2 separate regions of the Homo sapiens genome follow, and region 1 is linked to region 2. Evidence: read pairs that join two places in POLR2A ChIA-PET (ENCODE). Cell type or tissue: MCF 10A. All regions are shown on one strand. Links, peaks and the distances in the headings refer to the core of each region. The heading gives the core; the rest is flanking DNA. Region 1 overlaps MIR100HG (mir-100-let-7a-2-mir-125b-1 cluster host gene). Region 2 overlaps MIR100HG (mir-100-let-7a-2-mir-125b-1 cluster host gene).

Region 1 (5,388 bases), core at 103-5,102, 95 kb before region 2:
TGTCTCTTGTTCTGAGAGTTCTAGTGGCAGAAGCTGCACAATTTGGGGGTGTTTCTTAGCAGAGGAGGTGTCTTCAGGTGATCACTTTCTTTGTTTCAACTTCATAGTTGGCTTGAGAGTCCATCAATATAGCAGTCTCTTCAGTCTTTGTCCTTGCACTGGGGAGACATTCCTGAGGAGGGGTACTATAGGACCAGCTGAAAGGAACATCAACACAACTAAAAAAATAACAGAACATGTCACAGAAAGTTATCACATTGACTCTTTAATAATAATAAATAAATGTAATGATACTTTGGGGACCATGCTAAGTCTCACTAGAGATGAAATGCTGCATCACTAGAAAAATGCTGTTGTTTTACATTGTTCCCCTTGCTAAAGAATCAGTCAGCAATGGCATTGCCTGAGTGTGTGTGAGACACCACTCTAATGGCTCTGGGAGAAAATGCTGTGTAAGAAAAGCTTCAGGTTTATCCAACAGGGAACTTACTAAAATGGGACACATAGGGAAAGAACAAAAGAACACATGACATTGAGGACAGATTCAAATAAATCCAAGGAGTGAAAACAAAGTAAGATAGCTGTGGGTACATAACTGCTTAGGAATGCAGGGCTGAATGAAGTCACTAGAATTGTTAGGTGTTGTCAATTCCTTGTATTTGTCTTTGTATTCCCAGCGCATGGCACAGAACATGGTATGGAAAGAAAAAAAGAAAAAAAAAAGAAAGAGGGAAAGACGGAAAGATGGAAGGAAGGAATGAAGGAAGGAAGAAGGAAAAAGAAGAACGAAAAAGAAAGGAAGGAAAGAAAGAGAGAAAGAAAGAAAAGAAAGAAAAAGAGAGAGGAAGGGGGAAAGGAGAAAAACCGAGAAGGATGGAGGGAAGGAGAGAAATAAAGAAGAAGGTTTTCAAAGTGTAGAAGAGGTGGGGGGACAGATTATGCAGAAAGGAAAAGCATATCCTGGAGCATATTCAATGACTTAGAAGCCAGAGAAAGCAGGCTCACTTAATTCAAGAAGAGATTACACATTCTGAGTGGTTTTAGAAAATGGGGTAGGGCAATTTCCAGGTGGCTTTGAACACGTTAAGATTTAATTTGGGAAGTATGATGTGTTACTGTAACTATTGTAGGCTTCTGAGAGGAATATTAAGATGACTCAAATGAATCAAGTGGAAGGAAAAACGTGAAACTCAAAGGAGTTAATCCAATGGAAAAAAACGAACCATACTGCAAGAAATTAAATGAAGGCAGGCCTAAAGAATATAGTCTTAAAATAGAAAGGCAGGTGCTTGTCGGGGTTTCTTCTATGTTAATGTTAATTGAGAGAAATGGGCTTAGAACTCAGATCAAGAATTTGCTTCTCCCACTGTGTAGCTTTTTTCATTCTTCAGCTGTTCTTCTTTTCTGCTACTGCCCCTTCCTGAAAGTGAACTCCAGTCCTTACTGTTTTAGCATCAACGCAAAATATGTTAGTAAATACAGAACGTGGAGGTGGAATCAAATATAACTTTGAAGGACGACTGTTGGAACAAATGAGCTCCAGATCCACCGGTTCTGGAGTTGTTCCTATGCCTCCATACTTTAGAATACCTTCAAAAATTCTTAAAGCTGTAAAAGAATTTAGAGCCCAACTAATCCAACCCATGCATTTTAAAGATAAGGGTATTTGAGAAGAGTTGTTATTAATGTTTCTCTTTTTTTATAAAAGTTGTTATGAATAAAATATACTTCTCAGGTAGATGTTTCTTTAACTGAAGACCTTATCATCAGCCTCTTCATCATGCTTACACAATGAAGATGTCTAATAAGTCAGGCACACCAAAAGGGGTACACTATGACACATCACTGCTTTCTGCCCTAAACACTTTTGATACACCGAGGATGCTGGCTCCCTAGATGGCAGGTATAATATGTTTTTTAATCTGTAAAGTAACTAAGTGTTAAACGTTAATAGGTATTTTTCTGATTAAGCATGCAATAACTGATCTTGGATGAGTAATTAAATATACATCTTAAAGATTTTAGAATTTATTATTTTGTGAACATTGACAGGGATGATGGGGTGCTAAGCTTTTGATACTCATTTGTAAAACTCATTTTTTAATAAATTAAAATATTATGTATTAAGGAATAACATTTTGCACAATTTTTTATGGCTCATTTGGATATCTAATGATGGCAAATCCTTGAATACATGAGCAGGTGAAAAGTAAACCTTGTATTGCTTTGGTATTAGGTAGCTATACATCACGCAAAATGTCTCTTTCTAATAGGGACTCCATCATTAAAACAAATTTTGAGAAACAGATAGTATAAATATGTGAATGACCATATTCTAGGTGTCTACTATGAGTCAACTGTTCTACAAATCAGCTTTCTTTGGGCTCTATGCCTACTCAATTGCAATGAGTCATATCTTGTATCTCAATATAAGCCTCCCTTGGAATCCTTTTTGTCTCCCAAACACATAAGCATAAATCGAGACCCTTGTATTGCCTTGCCCGGGGTCCTTCTGTGACCTGATGGTAATGATTCTCCAAATTTGCATCAAGAGCCTCTTCACCTACTGAGCCAACTACCAGGCTGACCAGCCAACTCGCTGTTGCTCTGACTGGGCTATTCCTTAATAGGTAGATCTTCAGGGATCAGTTCCCTGGAAGGAGGCTCTCCAGTGGGGCCATCAGTAGACCTTGGACATCATGTCAAGACGTTAAAAGGGAAGTTGATGTTAGTGCACAAATAACCTAAGGCAGAGTTTCAGTATTCAACATGTGCCATGCAAAACAGTGAAAAACAATAAAAGAAATTGCTGATTATTGTTATTGTTTTGATTACTTTGGTTAAATTAAAATTATTATCTCTGCCTAAGGTCATTTCCCTGGCATTCTATTTTGTTATTCCAACAAAGGAACTAATATTCTCAATTACTTCAAGTTGTCTAAAGTCAGAAAAAGACTAAATCAATCAAGAGTAGCAAATATTTTACAAATTAAGCAAGTGTCCACAATGATAACCCTTTCAGAGATAATTAATTTCCAACATCTAGGTCGCACATATTTATTCTTGCATAAGAACACAGATCGTAGAGTCCTCGTATCCCTATATTAATTAACAAAGAATTTTTTTAAAATAAGCTTATTTTAAAAAGATTCTACTCAGGAACCATTTCAATGATGAGAAATGCACAAGAAAAGAAAAAAACTCAAGTAGGCAACATGTAAAGCAACAGACAACTATATGCACATTAGTATAATTACACATTGCAAATTATATCGGATGTATCTAATATCTAATTTTTTGAAAGCTGATTCCACTTGAGACTTCAATAACAGCATCAACATTTTGCAGGTGGCTCCTTCTGTATAGTATCCAAAGGGAATTATTCCTCTAATGTGCTTACAACCCTCAAGTAAAAGCTAAAGCTCTCTCTTAAAGGACCAATGAACAATGAACACTAGGAATATTACCTTGATAAAGGAAGGGGGGAGGGTTTCACCATACATAATATTCAGCACGGTTATTTATTCTCTTCCTTCTGTGCCCATGATATTTATTTGCTTCAAGCAATAAGAAACAAACTTAAACAGGAGACTCATTAGAAAATGTGAACGAGGCTACATCTATATTTTGAGGCAGCGATATAAGAAGCTAAGGGTTGATAATTTCTTAGATCACTCGATAATAGAGAAATGTTCAACAGAATGGCAGGTTATATCTTTGACTGAAAACAGAAAGCCCTACATTAAATTCAGCACTTCTAAAACATAGGATTAATTTGTCCTAAAGAGGACACCAGATCAAAGCTCTGCTTTGAGAAACAGGCTTTTGTCCTCATCTTTCTATATGAGTTAATCAATCATCAAATAACCAAAATAAATTTGTGATCTTGGAGAACGAAGCATATTATTCAAGGTGATTGGATCCATTTTCTTGATTCCTCCTTCAAGATCTTTCGGCTAATTAGTCAGGGTTACTATAGAATTATTTAATTATCTGCACTTTTGTGCAATAAAATATGTTGTCATATCACATACTTTATCATGCTGTTGCAGTTCACACTTAATGATGCCTCTATAGTTAGCTGTTTCCTTTGTTCTGCTCAGTAAGTGGTTTTAGAAAGAGGGTGGGCCGGGAAGGTGGAGCCCTGGGGTTTGTAAAATAAAATCATATATTCCTGGTCTACATGCCAAACTTTATGCATTTAAATGAATTTCTTCTTAGAAATTAAGTGGCAATTCCATTCGTAATAAGCTAAGAGGCACAGGTCGGTGACTTGGAATGCAACCGCAACAGTGTTACTATACCTTGAACATCTCTCTAGTGCATTTCCACTGCAGTGCAATGGTAAAACGACGATTTAATTTTTTTTTTTTTTTTCTAATCAGCAAGGAATGTCTTTAACAAGGAAGAAGTAAATTATGATAATTACTCTGAATGGTCGGATCCTTGAGCATTACTAATTAGCATTTATTGCCTGGATTATAGAACAATACATGTGAAACCGAACTGCGATTGCTCTTTTACGTTGAAGACTTGAAAAGGCAATGGAGCAAAAAGCCAGCATCATCGGTAGTGTAGTCAGTAGTTTACATCTCCTTGATAGGACGCAGAACCCCTCACTTTGGAAACACGCAAATATGGTCCTCAGTATTTATGGCCCATTCATTTTTTTTTTGTTAGTCACATATTTACATAAGATATCATAGTCATGGTAGACTAATGAGAGGAGAAGCATTTTGGTTATGTCATTTCGGGATAATTTTATCAGTTGTGAGAGTTTAACAATAAAGAACATAAAACTTGCTGTTTCATAAAAATATGAAATTTTCCTGGAGAAATTTTGACTTAATAAAGGAACAAAGAACTCAGTTTGTAGTGAATAAAATTTTACATTCACTTCCCCACTTTCTCATAGAAGATCTACAGTTGGGGATAACCGATAAGAGGCAATTGGTTTCTGGCTTAAGAGCCTTTTTCATTAGGAATTTTCGGTAAATTAAAGTCTGAAATTAGAAAAACATTAGACATTAATCAACAGACCAACACCAGTCACGTAAATAAATGGCATTCGTATAATTTGGCAGCTGAAATTCTTAAATAATCTGGCAGGTACAAGGAGAGAAAGAGGAAAAATGAACCGTTCATCATTCTCACTGCGGTCTCACCGTTTCCCTCCACACCCCATTACAGCGAATGAAGAGAAAGAACATCGTAAAATATAAAGCCGGTACTAAATACAGTCACTAGTCTTCCAATACCTTCCATGGATTCCCCACCCTGATCCTTTCTAGTTTGAAAGAATAACTTTGACTAAATCTGTGAGGAGATAAAACAGGCTGGTGATAAAAATTAATTCTGCTGAATGAGCAAATGCATTTGGATTGCAGA
Region 2 (5,388 bases), core at 257-5,256:
CTCCAGATGACTCTGATGCCCATTCAGGTTTGAGAGCCATTGAGGAAGCAGAATTGTTCATTTACAAGTTTACAATGACTTTCTTAGCAAGGCAATCTTAGAATACAGACTTCCTCCACTGATTAATGCAATAAATTTGCTCTGTTATCCAACACCCAACAATGACTCAACAGACTTCTCTTTTGCACTAACCTTTGCGAAATACTCTTTCTGGGCATTCTGCCTCAGATTAATGAGAAAGTGGTAGACTGCTCACATATTCCAGAAGCCTGAATTAACTGATTTCATAATGCTCTGAGCTGCTTGGCTCCAGGTTCTTCCTGTTAAGATTTATGAACCCAGACTGTAACACCATTTCTCAACATATCTTCAAGTTGATGATTTCATTTCAATAGTAAAGTTGACCATAATGGAAAGTGAATTAAAGGAAATCAAACAAACAGATATCGAGGGTTGTGTGAATTTGTCAAAAATGACTTACTAATTAAAAATATTAATTCACAAGTAGGTCACCAAGAGCCCCTTTGCTTTGATTATTCATGTAAAGCCCGTTAGTCTGTAAATTATTCACTTAAAAACTAGAACTCCATCTAGTCTATGAAGTCTAAAACAAATATTCCTTAAGGTCAAATTTCCTAGGACTCTCACATTCCCATTAAAGGTAGACAGAGATCCCATTTAACCGATGACAAAACAGAAGCTCAGAGTCTTAGCTAAGGCCACATCATTATGGACAAAGTCACAAGGCTCAGATTTCTTGAATTTTCTTATAGATGTCAATTCAATTGTAATTAATAATGTATTAAGTACCTGCTCTGTGCCAGACCCTGGATTAGGGGATGGGGCTACATAAGTTTCTTTTCTTTTCTTTTTTCTTTTTTTTTTTTTTTGAGACAGAGTCTTGCTCTGTCACCCAGGCTGGAAGGCAGTGGTGCAATCTCAGCTCACTGCAACTCCGCCTCCCAGGTTCAAGCGATTCCCCCGCCTCAGCCTCCTAAGTAGCTGGGATTACAGGCATGCACCACCATGCTGGGCTTTTTTTTTTTTTTTTTAGTAGAAACAGGGTTTCACCATGTTGGTTGGGCTGGTCTTGAACTCCTGACCTCAAGCAATCCACCCACCTTGGCTTCTCAAAGTGCTGGGATTACAGGCGTGAGTCACGGCGCTCGGCATAAATTTCTGACATAGTCCCTGCCTTTAAGGAGTTCAATGCAAGAGACCCTGTCTCCCTGATTATTTAATATCTTTCTTTGGCTGACTTCGAACTCCAGTGAAGTAATGAAAGGAATAGTAATGATTGTTGATTTTTACATTGAAGAAATCTTGTGACAGAAAGAATTTCACCAGGAGGAGAATCAAGGTCCTCACACTGACCACGCACTATTTAATCAAGGCACCAAGATGTCCTATATCTTGGTGTTGAAGAGATTAAAAGTGCCCTATTGTGGGCTATTAATATTTCATACCATAACACAATGTAGAGATACCATGTGAAAAAATGATGAGCTTGTAGAAAAGGCAGTGAGAATTGGAGCTCAAGCTCAGAGAAGAATAAAAGCTAAGTATGAACAAGTCACATTTTACAATTTAAAAATAACATGATGTTCAGATATATTCCCAAAACAAAGACATAGTAGAACTGGTCTGCACTCTTGTTATTCTCTTCATTATATGAGTACAAGGTTGAGTTTGGGAGGTCTACATTTTTCAAAACACTAGCACCACCACTTTAGCAAATGTTCAGGTTAAGGCAATAAACTTGTGTGGCTGGGAACTGGAGACCAAGTTCTGGTCTCCACTGTAAAACTTACTGACTTTATAACCAAAGGTAAGGTTATTTTGGGTGGTGGAAAAGGTGAAAATAAGACAACTGCAGACAGGACTTTTTAAGGAAATTGAAGTTTTCCATAAAGCATTAAAAGCTATAGAAATATAAGGTCATATTTATTCAGTCACCATTTTAAGCACCTATAATATACTCTGAGTAGCACCAAGTCCTGGGGATACCCAAGTGCATATACTGTCATCACGTGGCATCCATGAAGAATTGGTTCCAGGATCCCCTGCCAATACCAAAATCTGCAGATGCTCAAGTCCTTTATATAAAATGTCTAGTATTTGCATGTAACCTATGCACATCCTCCTGTATACTTTAAATCATCTCTAGATTACATATGATATCTAATAAAATGTAAATACTATGTGAATAATTGTTATATTTTATTGTTTAGGGAATTACAAGAAAATAATCTGTAGGTGTGCAGTACAGACACAACAATCCTTTTTTTTTCCAAATGTTTTTGATCCAGAGTTAATTGAATCCCCAGATGTGAAATCCATGGATGTGAAGGACCAATGGTAACAAACCATTGGTGTTTTTTATTCATTACTAGAATAGCTGGGAAACATCCTTAGAACATCAGTCCAAAGTGACTTGAAGTGTAAAAAAATTGGATATAAGAGAGCTTTTAAAGAGAGTTAAGTTTCCTTCATTAGAAAAAAAAAAACTAGGGAAGGTAGGCCTAATAACTTTAAAAAATTCATGGCGTCATTTTAAGAAGAGCTTAGGTCAGCCAGTATGAAAACAAAGAAAAAGAAAAGTTAGCCTCAAGTCATAGAGGAAAAAAAAAAAAAAAGATTTGGAAAGAGATTAGGGAGACTGATTTTTCTGGAACACTAGAGCTAGTTATTGGGGGAAAAAAAACCCCGTGGAATTGCTCTGCTGGAAGCATTTGGAAAGTAATTAGCTAATTCTCTTTCTCAATGTGTTTAAAGATAAGACTAAAAGTGGGTGCTAGAATACTCCTTTTCTTGAAGCTCCGCTTCTAGAACTCTGAATGGCAATGAGGTGGATTAAAAGTCTATTCTCTTCTCCCTCCCTTATTTGGCTGGCATGTCTAATTCCAGAATTGGAAACTCATAGACATTGCTATGAAATGTATCATAGATCATGACTCACTATGAAAAGGACAAGTGTGCAAGTTGCCTTACCAGTGAAAAATCCTCTGCCTGCCCTCTTTCTTCCTGAGACAAGACTTCAGTTCTTTCTCTCTGATTCATATCCTGAGGAAATCAACATGATAAAAAATGGCTGCGTTCAATTAAAAAATGTCTCCAACCCACACTTTAAAAACATAAGCTCTTTTCAATCCAGATATGGATTATCTTCCTGAGAAAGTCTTTTCCTTCAGAAGAATTTTGTGCCATTTAAGATAGGCAAAACAGGCAGAATGCCATTCCTGCAATGAAAGTTACGCATTTAGCCAACAGATTTGCAAAGTGCATCTGCCATGGCAATGGATTTAAAGATGGGAATTAGTAGGAGAAAGAACTATGGTTTATTTGAGCCCACCAGCATCAGGTATTCTAGGTACTCTTCAACAGCAGCAGTTAACATTAATTGAATGCTTGCTAGGTATCAGGTACCATTCTAAGTTTTCCTTGCATTATTTCATTTAATCCAAACAAGTTCATGACATAAATCCTATTATGGATCCTAACTCACAGATGAGGAAAATGAGGCTCATCAGAGGTTAACCAATTTTTTCAATATGAGGTAGCAAGTAGCAGAGAGGGCTTTCAAATCAGAACTGTCTGACATCAGAACTTAAACTTCTAACTATTCCTCATACAGTCTTTTAGGAAAAGGTAGATACAAGATCTCCATTGTGGATATGAGAAAATGGAAACTCAGAGAAGAAGAGTAGCTTGATTAAGAGCACAAAGATTACTGATGTTTTTGGCCTAGGATTTGAGCTCAGGTCAGGAGGACTCCAATGTTCACGTTCCAGTCATATCGATAGAAAACCTAGGAGATGAGTAGATGTCCTGACATTCATTCCACGTAGATTATTTTTAATTCAAATAAGCAAATGCCCACTATGTATAAAACTCTGTACAAGTCTTACTGCATGTAAGACTTTGAAGATAGTATGAAAAAATTAAATATATTGTACCTGCCTCCAATGAACTTTAAATTCTAGTTGACAGAGAAAACACACAGATGAATAAACTAAGATCAGTTGCAAAGTATTGTGACACCATAGGTAAAATAATATCCTACGCATTAAATAGATTCAGAAGAAATGCTGGGAGAAGCAGTGATTAGAGAAGAAAATTGATCAAGAAAAGCTTCCTTGGAGAGGTATAAAATGATATGTATGATGAATAGAGTTGATCCCATTGCCTGACTCCCTGTCTATTTTTGTGGGTAGAAAAAAAAAGATACTTTGGAGAACCTATATGGAGAGAAAATATGATCTTAGCACCTATGGGAAACGTCCTATGAAAGATACGGCTCACAATTACAGAGCCATGGAAAGGTTGAAGGACAGGGAAGGATTTCTCTGTGATTACAGTTAAAACTACTAGTGATTACTCTTTCTCTTGGCTAGTAGTTTTCCATAGGGTCCCATCAAATATAAACTATAATAGTTACAGATCAAATCTACACTCATTCTTTATGAAAAAAAGGCAAACAGCCAGAAGAGAGGGAGAGGAAAAGTTCATTTCAGCATTTTCAAGGGATTTTCCATGAGATCTAGCCAGTAATAGAAGAGAAAAAAATTTTTTCTGAATAAGGAATGGGCTCGAATGCTGATTGCTTATTTCACCTCCCACCTCCCCGGCAAACCCCCAATTTAATAAATAATTGGCTATTAAAAAGAACCTTTGGATGGTAAGCATGTATTCCTCAGTTATAAGATTTATCCAAGCTACGTTCAACTTTTTTTCAGTCTAAAGCATGGACTTCAGCCTTCAAGAGGACTATTTACTGAGACTTCTGTAAGAACATTATCTTCTTATAAACTAGAAGCAAGAAGTATTCAAGGTGTTAATGAGTATTACTAAATAAAACAGTTCTAAAGTCAAATCACTGGGAAAGCAAATGTTTTACTTTATTGTATTATTTTTATTTTACAGCCTTAACTATGCTGATGTACATTTTGAATGTCCAGTGGGGACATATTCAGGATTTCTTAAACTTGTTTGACCTTAGAATACCTCCTTATTTTGTAGAATTTGTATTGATATCTCATAGACTTCATATTCCAAGAAAAGAGTCATGCTCTCTTTCCTTACATAAGTTTTAGAAAGGTAGCTCTTAGAACAGTTAGGTCCAGGTGGATGCAGTAATGGATGGAGAAAGAGGACTACCAACTGGCCATAACTTCAAGCCCATAGCTGGGAGTGATGGGCCTCCACTTTCAGCTTCCTTGAATTCATCATTAAGCAAGAGTGAGTGACAAATCTCTAATGTTTCTTTTGATGCTTTTCAGGGCCACGTTCACAGCCACATGGAAAAGCACTGGCGTCACTCTCCTCTATAATGATCAGCTCAGTGTTGGTATCAGTGGGAACGAGGGAGACAAAGCAGGGGTTTCTTCC

Evidence for each region. Peaks named below come from ENCODE experiments on the same cell type or tissue, not always from the same donor. Only the 100,000 strongest peaks of a DNase experiment are listed, where the experiment ranks them.
Region 1: POLR2A ChIA-PET joins it to region 2 with 6 read pairs; 6 of 35 experiments call an interaction of 5 or more read pairs at or near these places.

The regions. Positions count from the first base shown.
Region 1 is chr11:122,091,523-122,096,910 of GRCh38, forward strand. It overlaps MIR100HG (mir-100-let-7a-2-mir-125b-1 cluster host gene), which reads right to left. Exons shown (of 5, transcript NR_137179.1): 5 at 1-218. Among named protein-coding and RNA genes, the nearest start is that of MIR125B1, 5.6 kb to the right of the region's middle. In MCF 10A, for the core only: no CTCF peak of the experiment used is centred there; a DNase peak (open chromatin) is centred at 2,399.
Region 2 is chr11:122,186,463-122,191,850 of GRCh38, forward strand. The region is part of intron 2 of MIR100HG (mir-100-let-7a-2-mir-125b-1 cluster host gene); the gene reads right to left. Among named protein-coding and RNA genes, the nearest start is that of MIR100, 37 kb to the left of the region's middle. In MCF 10A, for the core only: no CTCF peak of the experiment used is centred there; a DNase peak (open chromatin) is centred at 2,949.